Regions from separate parts of the Mus musculus genome. Here region 2 is linked to region 1. A link is a loop called in an ENCODE intact Hi-C map of the cell type or tissue named here. Cell type or tissue: left cerebral cortex. All regions are shown on one strand.

The links. Hi-C counts contacts between places; a loop is a spot of excess contacts. Peaks named below come from ENCODE experiments on the same cell type or tissue, not always from the same donor. Only the 100,000 strongest peaks of a DNase experiment are listed, where the experiment ranks them.
Region 2: a loop joins it to region 1, with 6 times the contacts of the local background. A loop is called at or near these places in 39 of 42 quality-filtered maps.

The regions. Positions count from the first base shown.
Region 1 is chr17:72,602,159-72,610,158 of GRCm38, forward strand. It overlaps Alk (anaplastic lymphoma kinase), which reads right to left and starts at 2,149. Exons shown (of 29, transcript NM_007439.2): 1 at 870-2,149. The coding sequence starts at 1,551. In left cerebral cortex, CTCF peaks have their summits at 2,762, 3,001 and 4,281 (motif pointing right); DNase peaks (open chromatin) are centred at 89, 1,103, 1,651, 2,660 and 1 more place; H3K4me3 peaks cover 2,855 bases.
Region 2 is chr17:72,778,789-72,786,788 of GRCm38, forward strand. No RefSeq gene overlaps it. Among named protein-coding and RNA genes, the nearest start is that of Ypel5, 54 kb to the right of the region's middle. In left cerebral cortex, a CTCF peak has its summit at 3,240 (motif pointing left); DNase peaks (open chromatin) are centred at 3,232 and 4,217.

The DNA.
Region 1 (8,000 bases):
ATACAGCCCCTAATGCGGTGAATTTTGGAAGAAATGGGGGAAGTAAATGAAACAGAAACCTCACTCCAGGAGCCTCCAGCAATGAGAGCCTGCCAGAGCTCTCATCCAGAGCAGCTGCTACACACATGCAAGCTAAGACTCCCAGGGCAAACAAAGGGGGAGGCAGGAAAGGCAACTGTCTTGCTTCTCCCCCCGAAGCAAAGTAACCTCAACAGTTTTCATCCCATTCCCTACAACTCTCCTGCCCCTGTTCCTTAGTTCCTCTGGGACTTTCCTGGGACATCTGAGAACATCGAGAGTCTGAGTGTGTAAACAGTCTGGAGGTGGGAGTCCAATGTGGCAGAATGAATAATTAAGGAAAAGAGAACCTCTGGGTTAGCCAGCACTGGAGAGGAGGGACAGGGACAGGCAGTTGGCTGAGACTCAGTATTAAGGGGAATTCTCTATTCTCTGGGAAATTCGACCACATTCTCCAAATAGGTGGTCGTCTAGAAGAGAAACAAGAGTCAAGAAAAAAAGAGCAATAGTGTGAGGTCCCGTAACTTGGAACTCGGGCGTTATAGGGACGTTTCAGCCATTCTCAGAGCTCAGGAAGGAGGGCATCCAATTATGATCCAGTGGGATCGTGTGTAAGTCAGTGGAAGGCATTCTGCCAACACTGGAAAACTTTTCTCCCAACTTGGTTGCTAGAGAGAGAGAGAGAAGGTTCTATTGGGAAGTTACTATGTTTAAGCACATAAAAAGAAACCACGGGTCTAAGTTCAAGTACGATGAAAAGGGGGCTAGAAGAATAAGAGTTAGTTAGCAGTGTCTACATGTCGTATAACTAAAAATGCAAATCCCAACACACTCTAGTGGGAGCTGCTCACCCGTCCCGAAGATCTGGAAGAGAAGGCGGGGCTGGGAGGCTCGGATCGCACTGGATAGCCTTCCCTCCCTGCCCACTTCCGATGCCTTCTTCTCAGGCATCAGGCGGATCCTCAGCCTCCCTTCGCCGTGGAGAATCCACCAGCTGAACAGCTCGCTGAGGTTGAACTGGAGTATCCCCACAGCCGCTACCTCCTCTGGGGGACCAATACAGCCTTCAAGAATCGTCTCCTCGCCCAGCTCCAGCACCAGCTGTTTGGCACGCCTGAGCTTGCGCACCGAGCCTCCCTTCAGCACCCTGGACAGCGTCGGACCCGCCTCGGGACTAGGAGAACTGGCTCCATCTGCCCAGGAGATTCCAGGCAGTGGCCCCAGCAGCCTGAGCAGAGGCTCACAATCCAGGGCCAGTGATCCCCGCGCCTCCAGCCCGCCAGCCTCGGGCTCCGAGGGGGACCGTGGCTGCGGTAGCAGCAGGTCTCGGGCATAGACGCGGAAGAGCGAGGGTACAACGAAGTCCACTGCCAGACTCTTCCTCTGCAGGCGCGAATAACTGAGCGGCTCCCGGGGCTGCAGAGGAGGCCCTGAGGCTGGGGAACCCGCGCGCTGATCGGTTGCAGCTCCGGAGTACGAGGCTGCTGCCAAAAGCAGTGGAGGCAGCAGCCACAGGAACCCAGCAGCTCCCATCCCGCTGGAGGGCGAGTTTACACTAGTCTCCCTTCCCTTGCTGGTCCAGCCTCGCCCTTCACTCTCCCCCAAACAGGAAAGGGCTCCAAATAGTCCTTGGTCCTGAATGGCTCCTTCCACTAGATCTCAGGGACTGTGTGTACACTATAGAGCGCCCTTGCTTTTCCCAAGCTACAAGGAGGCGAGAAGGGTTCTCAGCAAAACGGAAGACAAAGTCAGGGGGTAGTTCGGAGACAGTGAGACACCCTGGGCTCAACAGCTGGATCCTGCGCCTCTCGCCGTGCTGCGCCCCATTTGTAGAGGCCTTTGCTCAGGGACCAGGGAGGTGGCAATTAGGTACCGTTCAAGGAGCCCTCGGCGACCAGAGCTCTCCTCTTAGCTTCCAATCTTCTGCAACTTTCCAGGCTGTGAACCGTGGCTCCGAGTCGGTCACTGTCTTGCCCACGTCCTCCGCTCCTGTCACCTCCTCTGCGCTCCTTCCCAGGTCTAGGCAAGGACCACCGGAGGGGGCTGCTTTCTAGCGCCCCCTCAAGTGACCTCCGCTGCAGGAAGTCTTCGGATCGATCACCCTGCCCGCTGAACTTCTGGGCGTGAACACGAGCTCTGCGTTGCGGAGAGGAGGCTCCCGCTGCCTCCACGCGCGCAAGTTTGCAGCGTCCTTGCCGTCACCGACGTCTTGGTTCCTCGGAGTTCACTCCCAAGCACCCGGGCGGCCCTGGCCGCTGGCGACTAGTGAAAACATTCCGGGCAGAGGAGCCCGCAATGTAGCCAGCCCCCTCCTCACCTACCAGCAGCGCCCGCGGTTTTGTTGACTGGCCAGGGGGCGAACGGAAAACGTCTTACTGCCCCCCCGAGAACCGCTGGACAGAAGCAGCGGGAGGTGCCAGTTGCCACCGCTGCTGCCGCCCCCAGAGCCGCTGGATCGCATCTGCCTGGGCGCCCGCCACTTGCAGCTGGCAGTGCCGCGAGCGCGCGCCGAAGGGGGGCGGGGCCTCCGCGAGGGGCGGGGCTCTAGAGCGAACTCAGCGCAGCCGCCCAGCCCACGCAGCCGGCCCCGCCCCCTTCCAAGCCCGCCGGCCAATGCCGCTGCGAGATCTGCTCCTATGCAAATCTGCAGAGGCCTCAGTATTCATTGAGAAAAGCACCAAGCCCGCCCCGCCTCCCGCTGCTGGTGCCTGTTCCTTCCTCCAGATTGCCTGCCCTATTTCTCCGCTGTGCGAACAAGAGAGTATTTTGGATAAATGGGAAAACTGGAAGCGATCGTTGCAACCAAACACTCTGTCTAATTATACATTTAACAGATTAAATGTGTCCGACTTCAGAGGAGCAGGTTCCGGAATAAATCTGGAGGCAAAGAAAAACCAGAAGGAGGCAGGGGTAGCGAGGCCCTGCAAGATTCAAGAGCCTTGGAGCCTTGAAAGGGAACCTTCTCCAACACTCCTGTTATTTGAAAGCATTCCTGAGAGCCTGAGTTGTTCTTCTTCGGCTTTAGCCGCAACAAATGCTGTCAGACCTGTCAGCCACTTGGTTTTCTCATAATGGTGTCTGCACAGGTTTCCAGACAGAAACTGGGGATGAAACTCAGAGCCTTCTATAAGACAAGCGAACGCTCTGCCGCTGAGCAACCACCCCACCACGACACTATTTGTTTATTCACTTTTTTTATTTTGGCCTTTTTTGAAATACGACCTCGTTTTTGTAGCCCAGGCTGGGCTTGAACTCACTACACTGCCTAGACTGACTAGGAACTCTTGGAAATCCTGTTCCGGCTTTTCAAGTGCTGGGATTTGGGATTACAAGCATAAACCACCACACATGAGACGGATATTTTTAATTCCAGTTCTGGATCATTTGCTCATGTGAGACTTCCAAGCCCACCCTCCAGTCCTCTTGACTGCTACTTTGCCCTAGCGGTCCATGAGTAGCAGGCCAGAGGCTATGGATATGACTCTGTGGAAGAAGGTTGTGTGGGGCGGTGGCACACACACTCAAGGCCTTCTATTTATTCACTTACTTAAAATGCCAGGTTCTCCCTCCAGTCTCCTTTTCTTTCAGATAATGGCTGTGTGTCACCAGAAGCCCAGATAAGGGTAAGTTTTAGTTCACACAAATTTCTCAGTCCCTTCTCTCCAAGGCTGACTGTCTCACTCATGCTAGCTCTCCCAGTGTCCCAGTACATTGTCCAGTGGACCCTCCCTCACCCAGCTCTAAGAGATGCAGTATCTTGCTCACTGCCCCACATGCGAGAACAGCCAAGTGGAGACCCTGCTCCTTTAAGGCCAGGGTCTTTCCCATAACTGTGCTGTCATGATGAGCAGTGAAACCCTAAAGACAAAACCAACCAATCAAACAAACAAACAACACTACTTCTCAGTGAACGTCTGGCTTTCAGCCGTATATGTGAAATACTCATATGTAGCCAACTTAATTGTTTAAGGGATGAGATTTGAAAAAAAGAGAATTAAAAAAAAATGCTCCTATCTTGGGGAAGGAAGAAGACCATGGAGTTAATTATTTTCATAGTATGTTTGGGTTCTCATCAAATTTTCTGCTGTGAAAACCCTCAGGAAAAAAATCTTTCTATCTAAAACGTGAAAAGGATCAAAACACTAGCCCCTTCACACCCCTGTTCCATGTCTTTCCTGTCTGTATAACTCTTGTTCAAAGGCGAATTGACTCTTAATCTGTCAAGGACTGTGAATAGGCCTCTGAAACCAGTGGCCACTAGGGGGCAGCAGAGACTAGAAACTCAACCTGGATTAGCCATCAAGGTTCTGAACGCCCTGCCAAGGAGCCCTTAACTTGCTTTTGTATCTCATGGAGGGAGCATGTGTGTGTGTGTGTGGGGGGGGGGGGGTGTCTCAATTAACTCTCATGCCTTATTAACTCTCTCACTTCTCCCAAGGAGAAACACGTGCCTTTCCCTGAAGATTAAATTATACTAACTCAAAAATGACCATGTCCCCTATTTGCTTGGTAATTTTTTGGCTATTGATAATTTATCAGACACCAAGCATCTGCGTCTACAAATGTGTATGTGTGTGCATGTGTGTCTCACATCACACAAGTAGCCTTTTGGGAGGACATAGCAATTACTAATATTTCCATGAGAGGAGGAACAGTTAAGTCTCAGAGAGGCAAAATAAATTGCCCAAGATCAAACAGCAAATAAATAACAATGTTAGAATTCAAACTAGTGATTCTTTTTCTCAAAACAAAAATCATACATCCCATTGAGACAAATTAGGCCTTCTCATCGGGACAACTATAATTTTGACATTGTTATCCTATGACATCACCATGGAGAGGTGAGGTTACAGGGAAGTGGAATTTAGAAGAAACAGGGGAAATAGAGACAAAATATGTGAGCGCTGAAAGCTAGCATGCCTTGTGTACACAGTGTGAGTCCAGTATGCTTCAAAATAATCCTCGGTTAGTATTGAGAATAATGGGGTAGGGAGTATGGCTTGGTGGCGTAGACCTTGCTTAGCATGCATAAGACAGGAGGTTCAATTCTCAACGTTGAAAAGATATTCTCGGTAATACTGTACTGTGGGGGAAGGGGTTATAGGTCTCTATTTACGGAGGGCAAATAAAAACTGAATTAGAGTCACTCCTCATTGGATCTATTCTGGTGTCAAGATTTATCACCTGAGTTGACCTAGATATCTGAGTCCAGGACCTTCATTAACAATAGAAGGTAAATGGGGAGGGATGCACTGATGGACAGTGATGTGTGGGCAGAGGAAACGAAGAAGCTGAAAGGGCAAGGACGAGTGACACAGGAGGGTGAGGATGGCAAAGAGGACAGGTACAGATACTAGAAGATCTGAAGAGACGATAAAAATGTTGGGTTGCTGGGGTCACCTTGCACACAACTCTGGCGGTTAAGTAAAGAAGAGCCTTTTCATGGAATTCCCAATTTTTCTATACAAAGAAATGGACAACTCGGTTGGGGTAGGCTTTGAGTTCTCTATAAGGAAGGCAATTAACAGCAGCATTTTAGATCCAGGTGGTATAATTTCAGTAAACATATCTCATGAGTGTAAAATCTGACTGGGACCTATAGACCTTGGACATCCGTTTAGTCAATGAATATCTCCTGAGTACCTAGTGTATACAGGCTGATGCCTGTATTGTGCAATGTCACTTTGAAGAAGATACATTGAGTCCCTCATCCCTAGATGCTCACATTCCCACGGGAAGAGAATACAATAAGGATGTGCGATGAAGGATGGTTTGGTGTGGGGGTTGGGATATTGCAATAGATCTAGCTAACTGGTTAGAGAAGGGATCTCTGACAGGATGTCCTCATTTGTTGGGCGGGATAATCTCCCAGAGATTGTAAAGGAGAAAGGTCTCAGGAAATCAAGTGTGTGAGACGAGAACGTGCTGACACATCCAAAAGGCAGAACAAAGAACAAAACCAGTAGGGTTAGAAAACAGTAAATGAAAGACATGGCCTGGAGGGGTGAGCCACACACGGTCCACTTCCTTGAGGGTTTTGGAGAACACGGTAATAAAGAAAGCTGACTTCTGACTGCTGTTGGAGGACACTGAGAGGTTGAATTGCTGAGTAATTAAATAAAGATATAAGAGTTGGAGGGAGACTTGGGAAGAAAAGGGAGGCCGAGGTGGGGGATCAGATAAGTTGGAGTTATGTGGGTGAATATGGTCAAACTTCATTATAGGCATATATGAAATTGTCAAAGAATAAACCTTTAAAATAAGGAATTGGGACCCTGAGGACATCTCCAAATAAAGCAAGCGAATTGTGTTCAGGAAAGCCGGAGTCACAGCTCTCCTCTTTAGAGATTGTAGGACCTTGAGAAGCCTTGATTTAGCTGTGCTCCTAGTAAATTAGGAAAGGAGATGGCATGGTCTTTAATATGCCAGTCAAGAAGTCCATGAGGAAGTCTTCAAATGACCCAACAGTCTCATCCTATACCAAGGAAAAGGGTTGGCAGATACTAGGAGACTAAGTTTCCAAAGGAAGGAGAAATAAGATGAATGTAATACTGAATGAAAGGGGGAGGGCAAAGATTTATCTAAGAGTATGTCTTAGCCCATAGACAATCCTCAACCCTACTTCTGTAGCTTGCTAAGCTATCATCTAATATTCATTATGGTCAATGGTAAGAAACGTCATTAAGTATCAATGCAATCAATATTTACTAAGTATCTACTCTGTGCTTCTCTTGGCATGATGTGCAGAGGAACGGTACTTTGGCAAATAAAAGTTCAGAATCTAGGGCTGAGATGGCTCAGTTAATAAAGTGCTTGCCAGGTAGGCATAATGACCTGACTCTAGGAGCCCAGAAGTCAGGTAACATGTTACGCCCCTGTAACCCCAGCCCCAAGAAAGTGTCCACAGAAAGAAGCCAGGGGCTTTCTGGCTAGCCAGTCTACCAAATTTGTGATCTCCGGCTTTAGTGAGAGATTGTATCTCAAAAAACTAAGTAGAAAGTAGTCAAGGGAGACACCTATGTTGATTTCTGGCCTCTACATACACATGTACAAATGAACATATACAAGCCTAGGTTCCTACCAAACCAAAACCTTAAATTTACATTACCAGAATATTAAGTTCAATCCATGCCTATGCCACAACTAAACAGAAATCATAAAAATAGAAAACATGGGAGGAAAATAATAAAAACTGCACCACCTGGAATGAAAATCACCCTTCATCAGAGATGACTTTAATCGGATTTGATCCTCCCCCCACAAACACCTAAATCTCAGTAGCTGAAAAACAATGAAATACATTGGGACTGTGTGACTCATCAGTCACATAGGAATCCAGGCTGATGGGGCAGCCACTACTATACAGCTGTGGAAGGTCTTGTACCAACAAGCAAATACTCCAACCCATAGATAACATATGTCTTTTGCACGCGCACACACACACACATACACACACACACCACCCTAACCTATATGAAGCAGCCAGTGCTGTGAAGAGTCAGAAATATCTACCTAGCAAATATCCTTACTGATCCCCTTAGAAAGGTAAGACTTGAAAGTTGTATGAAGAAGACTAATATAGACTAAAAAGAGGTCCATAGGCCAGAGCCATCTGGAGAAGAAAAATGCCCTTAATTAATTCACTGTGAATCCACAGCCAATCTAAAGAGCCCAACCACCATTGCAGAGTGCTGCTTCTCAAATATGCTTGCTGCCTTGCCCACATCACCGTGGTCTCTACCACGGTAGCACATAAGAGGTGACACAGGCAAAGAGAAAGCCTTTTCCAAATACCAGAGGAATAGCACTCTCCTGGAAACTACAAACAACCCTACATCTACAGAAGAGAAGAGAAACAAGGAGATAAAAGCAAACAGCAGTCACTGTACCTCTCACAATAATCCATGTGTTCTCAGAAGCCCAACACATTAGGGAAGAAGGGCACAGGCTATTATTGTAACTCCCGAACGAAAGCCGGCTTT
Region 2 (8,000 bases), 180 kb after region 1:
AACTCTTCCTCTCCTTTCCCTCCAACTGAACACAAACTGAAACATTTCTTTCCCACCCCAGGTCTTCCTGACCATCTGGACCCCCTTCCATCCTCCTTCAGTGAACGGAGCCTTCATTGACAGCTTCTATTGGATTCTGTGTCACCGTGACAAAATATAAAGGAAGGAAGGGTTTGGATCATTATTTCCATGTCCACAGCAGCAGGAACAGGTGACAGAGAAGTTCTTCACCTTGTGGTGACTGGAAAACAGAATAAAGGGCACATGGGAAGGGCTCAGGGAACAAACCGCATGCCTCTGGTGAACCTACTTTCTCCAACTTGGTCCCACATTCTACAGCTCTACCACCCACCACTCAATTTTAAACCAATCAATAGATTAAACCAATTATTATGTCGGAGCCCTTATGATCTAATTGTCCCCCAAAATACCCAGAGATGAGCTTCACTAATCTAGTAGGTACTGCAGTCCAATCAAGTTGACAATCGAGATTAACAATGGTGTTTCCTGTGTGGCTGGCCCTAACCAAGGGACAGGAAGATAAGTTCAAGATGAAAACTCCTCAAGGAATGTAAAAGTCCAGTAGAATGGACAGATTAGTACCTTGAAAATGGACTGACTAGGCTAGACTGGGTGATGAATGCCATATTCCAAAGAAGACCTAGCGCCGCCTGAAGTTACAGCCAAGAAAAGCACTGCAGAGTGCAAGTCACTAGACCTGCTCTTAAAGAGGTGCTCTTAATGATGATGGAAGAGGAGAAAGACTCCGGGTAGAGAAAACAGCACAATGGAGGAAGAGTGAGCTCAGCCCTTGAGAAAAAGTCACAAGCAACGGCTGAGTGCAAGCTGAGTGCAAGCACACTGAGGACAGCCTTGAAAACAGATACAGAGCTTTAGGCAGGAATCGGTGTAAGTGTGGAGTGCCATTTGCTAACCAAGAAGCCTGTTGGGCAACACTGAAGCTAAAGAATCAGATTTGCAGTTTAGGTCTGGTGGCTGTCAGAGGAAGGCTCAAGAGGTCTTACCTGGACATCAGTTAGACCAGCAAGCAGCAAAGGCAGCCTCAGTGACCTTAAGGATGGAGAGGAGAGCAGATATGGGGGAGAAGTGGGCTGGAGGACCTTCTGGAGGGGCAGAGCAGAAGGGAGAAGGGAGGCAGCAGCAGGCCAGCAGCCAGTTTGATGACTTGGGGACCAGAATGAATAGAGAGACACTATCACTAGCAAGAAAGCAGGCTAAAAGCAAAAAAATAGGGTTTTGGGAAGGTGTTGAAGGTGTTAATTGGGCCAAGGAAAGGAGATCAAGCACAAGAGATATAAGTGTCATAAGGTCCCATTTTCACAAAATTACAGAAAAGGCAAAACAACACAGCAACAGGAATCAGATCTGTGCAGCTGAGGGCCAGACAAAGGAACAAAAGGAATGTTAAGATGAGAGAACACAGAGCCAGAAATAACTGTTCTAAGACTGATGTATAATTAATTATAAGAGTAGGTTTATTAAATTTGCTTAAATGGCTAGAATATGGACAGTGCCACAGTGGTCATCTTAGTCGGGGATTCTATTGCTATAATGCTACACTCTGGCCAAAAAGCAAGTTGGGGAGGAAAACATGTATTTGGCTTATGCTTCCAAATAAGTGTTCATCATGGAAGGAAGTCAGAACAGGAACTCAAACAGGGTAGGAACCAGGAGGCAGGAGCTAATGCAGTGGCCATGGAGGGATGCTACTTACTGGCTTGCTCAACCTGCTTTCTTGTAGAACTCAGGACTACCAGCTCAGGGATGGCCCCACCCACAATGGGCTGTGTCTTCCCCCATCAATCGCTAATTAAGAAAATGCCTTATAGCTGGAAATTATGTAGTCCCAGCTTTCAGATAATTCTAATTTGTGTATCAAGTTGGCATAAACCTTGGAGTTGATGAGCCAGGATGTCTGCTCAGATGAAGACAGAAGCCCCAGATCAGAAGAACCAATGATGTTCAGTTCAATGTCGTCAGTCTGAGGCTGAAGGCCTGGTCCTGGAGAGGGGTGTGTGCAATTCCTCATTCAAATGTCTAGAAAGCTGGAGTATGGCATCTGCTGACAAGGGCAACAGCGAAAGCTGTGCACACTCAAGTCAGATGTAGCCTTGTGTGTGTGTGCTTTCCTATTGGTTGTTTTCTCTCCGTCGGTGTGGCTACAATATCCCACCCAGCTGTCCTCATTAAGGACGGGGCTTCCCCACTCAGTTTGCCGATACCACAAGCCAATCTTTTCTGGAAAACTCTCACACAGAGAGAGTTGGCTTTACCCATTTTCTAAGTATACCTAAGCCCAGTCAAATTGACAACCAAGATTAACCATCACAGAAATTGAATATCTTAAGGTGGTAGTTATACAACAATACACAATGAACAAAACAGATGGAACAAGGCACCCAAGGTGAATAAATTTTAATGTATTTACATGTAAATACCTGAGCTGCTTTGAAAGCAATATCCTCCAAGGCAGAGGATATCCTCCAGTAGAGAGGACAATACACAGTTGTCTGGGAGTGAGATGTAGATTTCTATATTACTACAAGGTATGACTAGTGTACAAGGTAGAAGAACAAAAGCTATGGCAGGTGCCTGGAGACATGGTGAAATACCGTGAAGAAAGACCTTGGAGGACCAAGAAACTAACATGCACAGCATGAGGAGAACAGGGAACAAGAGCTAAGGACAGTGTTTTAAAAGAAGAGAGCAGTCAGCAGGAAAAACATCCTAAGAAAGACCAGAAAGATGGAACTGAGCCTGACCATCCAGGATCCCGTTTGTCTGGGGGATTCTGGTGAGGTTTGGGGTCTCTTCCCCCTGGTCTTGCTATTATTACATTAACTAGGTTATCCTGAGGCGGTGATTTTTTAAAAAACACATTTTTTTAGTAGCAAAAATGTGGAAGTGAGTGGTAGAGGGCTTACCATGACCAATTCTAAATTTGCTGGCTTTGGGTCCTGAAATTAAATTCATGAACATTTTTGGCCATTTCTAGTCATGCACTGGTTAGGCAAAATTTAAAATAAATTAGAATTAAATAAGCACCTTGCACCTGGAAACGAGGGCCGTGATGGACGGTTGTGATAGCCTCCAGTGTTGATGCCAGTGTCTGAGTGGGCACTGGGAACCCAGAGGAAACCAGGCTCTCTGCAGAGAACCATGGTTGGCAGGGAGGTAATAATCTACCATTCTAAGGCTGAGGGTGACACCTCGTGGCCACAGAGATCACTGCAGACTCTCAACATCATCTTTGGCCACCAGCTTCAGTTTCAGAGAACAAGTCAGGCTAAAAGCAGGAATTGGTGACCATGAATGAACCCTCTCGAATCCTGTGTGGCACCAGCCGTCCTTCCTTTTAAGTGGTGAGACCTGTAAAAAGATGTCTTGGTATCGTAAGGCTCTGTATTACCTTGCATGTCCTTACAAGGGAGGCAGAGCCAGCTGTCGCAGCTCCATTTGATAAACAGAAGACAAAAAGGTGACAGAGTTTATCCAGAAAGCCAGGTCTCATGGATCCAGGCGAAGCGCTCACTTTGTAGCAGTATGTCATTGGAACCTACCCAGGACATGCCTTGGGGATTCAGTTAAGCATCCAAAGTCCACATATCTTGGGGGCCTAGACATGAACTATGATTTGGGTTCTAAGACATCCCAAAGCCATTCAGTCACCAAGATTCTAGTGCTTACTTCATACCAGGCATAGTATGTGAGTAGACAATAGATTCCTGGCTGAAGACATACTTATCCTATTCAAGGAGGCAACAAGCACGGTGCAGGGCAAGACTGGAATGGGCAGGCAGCATGCAGCAGGAGGATATCTTTTGGGAACTGACAGGGACACATCGTCCCACACCTTCCTAACGCTGCAGTTTTGAGTAGTTCTGTGAGTGCTGAATATCACTAGACCACCTAGAATGAGAGGAAAGTACAGACACAGTTCCACACAACTTCCTTCCCAAAGAATGGGAAATCGTGTTCAGTGAAACTACAGCCTACACCCCAGTGCCTGGCTGATGAGCCAAGTCAAAGGAAGAGCCGAGGCATGGCAAGCACATGGCCAGCTCCTGGTTCTGTGGAAGTCAGACACGTATTAGCTCAGCAAGGGAATCACACCCAGAACTCACGCTCATCCATTCAAGGGCTGGGGGAATGGGAGGCATGCCAGGAAAATCTTGACACCATAACTCGAAGTTGGCAAAGCTAGGAACACGTTTCTCTGCCTCTCTCTTCTCAGCAGAGACAGCCCAAGAGAAGCAAAGACTAAAACACACACTGCAGAACTAGATGATGAGTAAGCAGGCCTGCTGCTCACTCTCCAGACAAAGGAAGAGGCGAGCATAAAACAGAGATGTAGCCTATCCAGAAGGCAGAGGACAAAATACGTGACAGGCTTACATCTCTGGCAAAAATGTGGCCAGATACTGCCAGACACTGATGGAGAGAAACCCCTACCATAGCTATCTCCTACTACAAGAAAGATATCAGAAACCTTCTTTTGGGACAGGGTCTTCCTATGCAGCCAAAGCTGGCCTCTGCCTGCTAAATGCTGGGATTACAGGCATGCCTCACTCTCAGATTTCTGAACCTTTAATGCAAATATGAACTCAGTAAACCAAGAGAATCCATGTGCTCTAAGAGAACTGAAGGGAGATGGTTGAGAGAGCTTTGAACTGTGTCCTAGGGGTTTCTGCCCTAAGCTTAGAAGGATGCTAAAGAAAAGGTGGGAGTCCAGGATTCGTGACAAACTATGCCCTTGGGAAAGGGTTATCCCTGAGGGCAAAGATCGTCGCAGGAATGACCTGGAAGGTTATGAGCCTCTGGCAATAACATGGAGTGATTTTAATTATTTTTCATAATCCAGCAAATCATATTTGTAGAAAAATGGGTAGAGCTTGAAACCATACATTAGATGAAGTGAGTCAAACTAGAAAAGCAACAACCCGGTATTTCCTCTCTCATATTCAGATCCTAGTTTGTAATCTGCATCTGCATGGATATGAGTGGGTTACATGGGCAAGCCTAAAAACTAGAAAGGAAACCAAGTGAAGGGGGGAAACAAGGAAGCTTGGGGTGAGGGTGGTGTGTGTGAGTGTGTGTGCATGTGTACGTGTGTGTGTGTGTGTGTGTGTGTGTGTGTGTGTGTGTGTGTGTGTGTGAGTGTGTGTGTGTTGAGCATGAGCAAGCATGCAGAAAGTTACATGTGACAAAAAGGAAAAAGGAAACTTTGTAGAGAGACAGACACTGGGGAGAGGGATGGAGAAGATGTGAGTAGAATCCGGTAGAACACATTTGGTTTGAGAATGCCATTATTATCTAACACATTATAGACTAATCTCAAAAATAATTTTAAAAAAATATAAGTTCCCTCAAAATCTATCACCACAAACCTTCCCTCTCACAGGAGGGGTCTGAAAATATACTCTCTCTGTTCAGGGAACCTCCAGGGAAAAATTAATCTCAATTGCTTCTCAGTTAGAAGTACACTGGATACCCTGCAGACACAAACAGGAAAACACTCAGGCCGCTCAGGATTCCCACAGCGAGCAAAACATGATCAAATCAAAAATGACCAAACACAAGCAAACAAGTCACCGGGAGAAGTCGAACAAAGGAGCAAAGACTGGCTCCCAGATGGTGCAGATGCTAAAATGATAGATGCAGACTAAAAAACAAGCAGAGGTGGGCACGCAGTGAGGACAGAAAGCCTTAGCTAGGAATGCTCATGGCCGCTGCATGTATACGGGCCAAATCCTAGAAACAGGAAGACACACAAACCGTTGGGTTCATTCAATGAAACTGTTGTTCATAATCATAAAGAACTGAATTTAAGGAATGAATTACAATCTTGAAAACAAGATGAACACAAATACTGCTTGGTTCTATTTATACAAAGCTCCAAAAGACTAAACTAACATCAATAAAACTAACTCAATTAAAAAAAAAAAAAGCAGACTATCTAGGAGAGAAAGGGCAAATTAGCCCTAAGGGTAACAAGAGGAATTTCTGAGGAAATTATGGCAATGTTCTTTATGCTGCTTACTTATTCCATAAGCACAGGCAACTAGAAAAACCATCTCCCTTGAAGCATATCTAAGTAAGATAAATTTAACAAAAAAAGAAAACAAATTATGTCCTTTCCATAAAATGATCAAGAATGTTTGAAAAAGATCTAAGAAGAAATTCTAGAAGTGAAGTATCCAGAGTATTGGGGAGGATCAGAGGGACACACACACCCTGAGCCCCAGCAGTCCAAGGCAGAGCTCTGAGTTCACAGTCAGCCAGGGCTACACACTGAGTTCCAAGACAGCCAGAGCTACAAGACCCTGTCTCAAAAAAAATAAAAATGTAAATAAAAAAAAAAATATATATATATATATATAAGCACTAAATTAAAGGCTGAGTAGACTCTGCTTCGAGCTAAGGTTTACATAAAATCTTAAGGCTTAAGTCTCTCAGGAACATCTTTAAAAGCAACAGAGTGTCGTTAATTTCAGGGCCTGGAATATAATTCAGCCGGTAAAAGGCCTAACTACACAAACCTGTCGTCTGAGTTCGGTTCACAGAACCCACATAAAGAACCTCATACAGTGTCACACTCCTCCAGAGAGGAAGCAGAAATAGGAGAACTGCCTGGAAATTCACCACCAGCTGGCCTGGAGCATAAAGCACAAGAGCCAAGATAAGAGAGACCCTACATAAATGAGAGAGACCCTACATCAATGAGAGAGACGAGATCCTACATCAACGAGATGAAAGATGAGAACTGAATCCTGAAAGTTGACCTCTGCCCCCCAAGTGCTGCAGCACACACATATACATGCAGATTTGTCACATGCACACGCGCACACACACAAATTCATAAAAGATGTTTTCAAACACTTATCAATACATGAAAAACTTGAATCGAGTTCTGTTTCATTTTTTAACTTATTCTTTTCTTTTGTAGATTACATCCCATCCACAGTTTCCCTCCCTCCTCTCCTCCCAGGCGCTCCCCACACCTCCCCTCTCCCCCAGATGCCTTCCCTCCTCCAGTTCCCTTCAGAAAAGAGCAGACCTCCCAGGAGTGTGAGCCAAACTCAGTATAACAAGTTACAATCAGACTAGGCACATACTCTCGTTATCACGGCTGGATGAGGAGGAAAAAGTTCCCAAAAGCAGGTATAAGAATCTGAGGCACACTCACTCCCACTCTTAGGAGTCCCATAAGAACACCAAGCTACACAACTGTAACATACATGCAGAGGACCTGCCTCAGGCCCATACAGACTCCCTGACTGTCGCTTCACTCTCTGGGAGCCCTAGGAGCCCTGCTTAGTTGCTGAATCTAGTTGTTAAAGAGGTCAGCATGAGGCTGTGAGTCAGACACCCAACTCTGCATTCTCCTCTCAAGATAGTTGCTGAAAGTGGCCTGAGAGCCGGGAAGGGTGGGGGGGCGAGGATCAGAAGAAAATTGCAATGAATGTGCTGAGGATCTCAATAGAGACTGTGTTGTCTAAAGAGAGATAAGCATCAAAGCGCAGGCTCCTGTAAACGAATCTCAGGTTTTCAGGTGAGAGCCTGCTAGAGCCATCCACAAGAACCAAAAGGGGCAGCTTTCACGGAGACTCAAACAACTATCTTTCCCCTTTTTCTTCATTTTGAATTTCAAAATGGATTGAGTCTATGAGTATTTTACTAGCTCAACCATCTAAGTGAAGTAAAATAATAACAATAATTCATAATTGGCAAGAGAGTTCATTCCGAGTCTCAAATTAGCTCTACAACTTTCCAAACACAATGTTGCTCATTCGAACAAAACCTAGGCAAGCACCGTAGAGGGCATACAAAGGAAGTATGAATGCTACCAATTCTGTGCTCGTTCCGCTGCCCAGGCTCCCTAGAGCCTACATCATGTTCCCGGAGATGATTTTCAGCAATTACTGCAACCATGTATGTGAACCCCCATTATTTACACAATGCCCATCATTATTTAGACA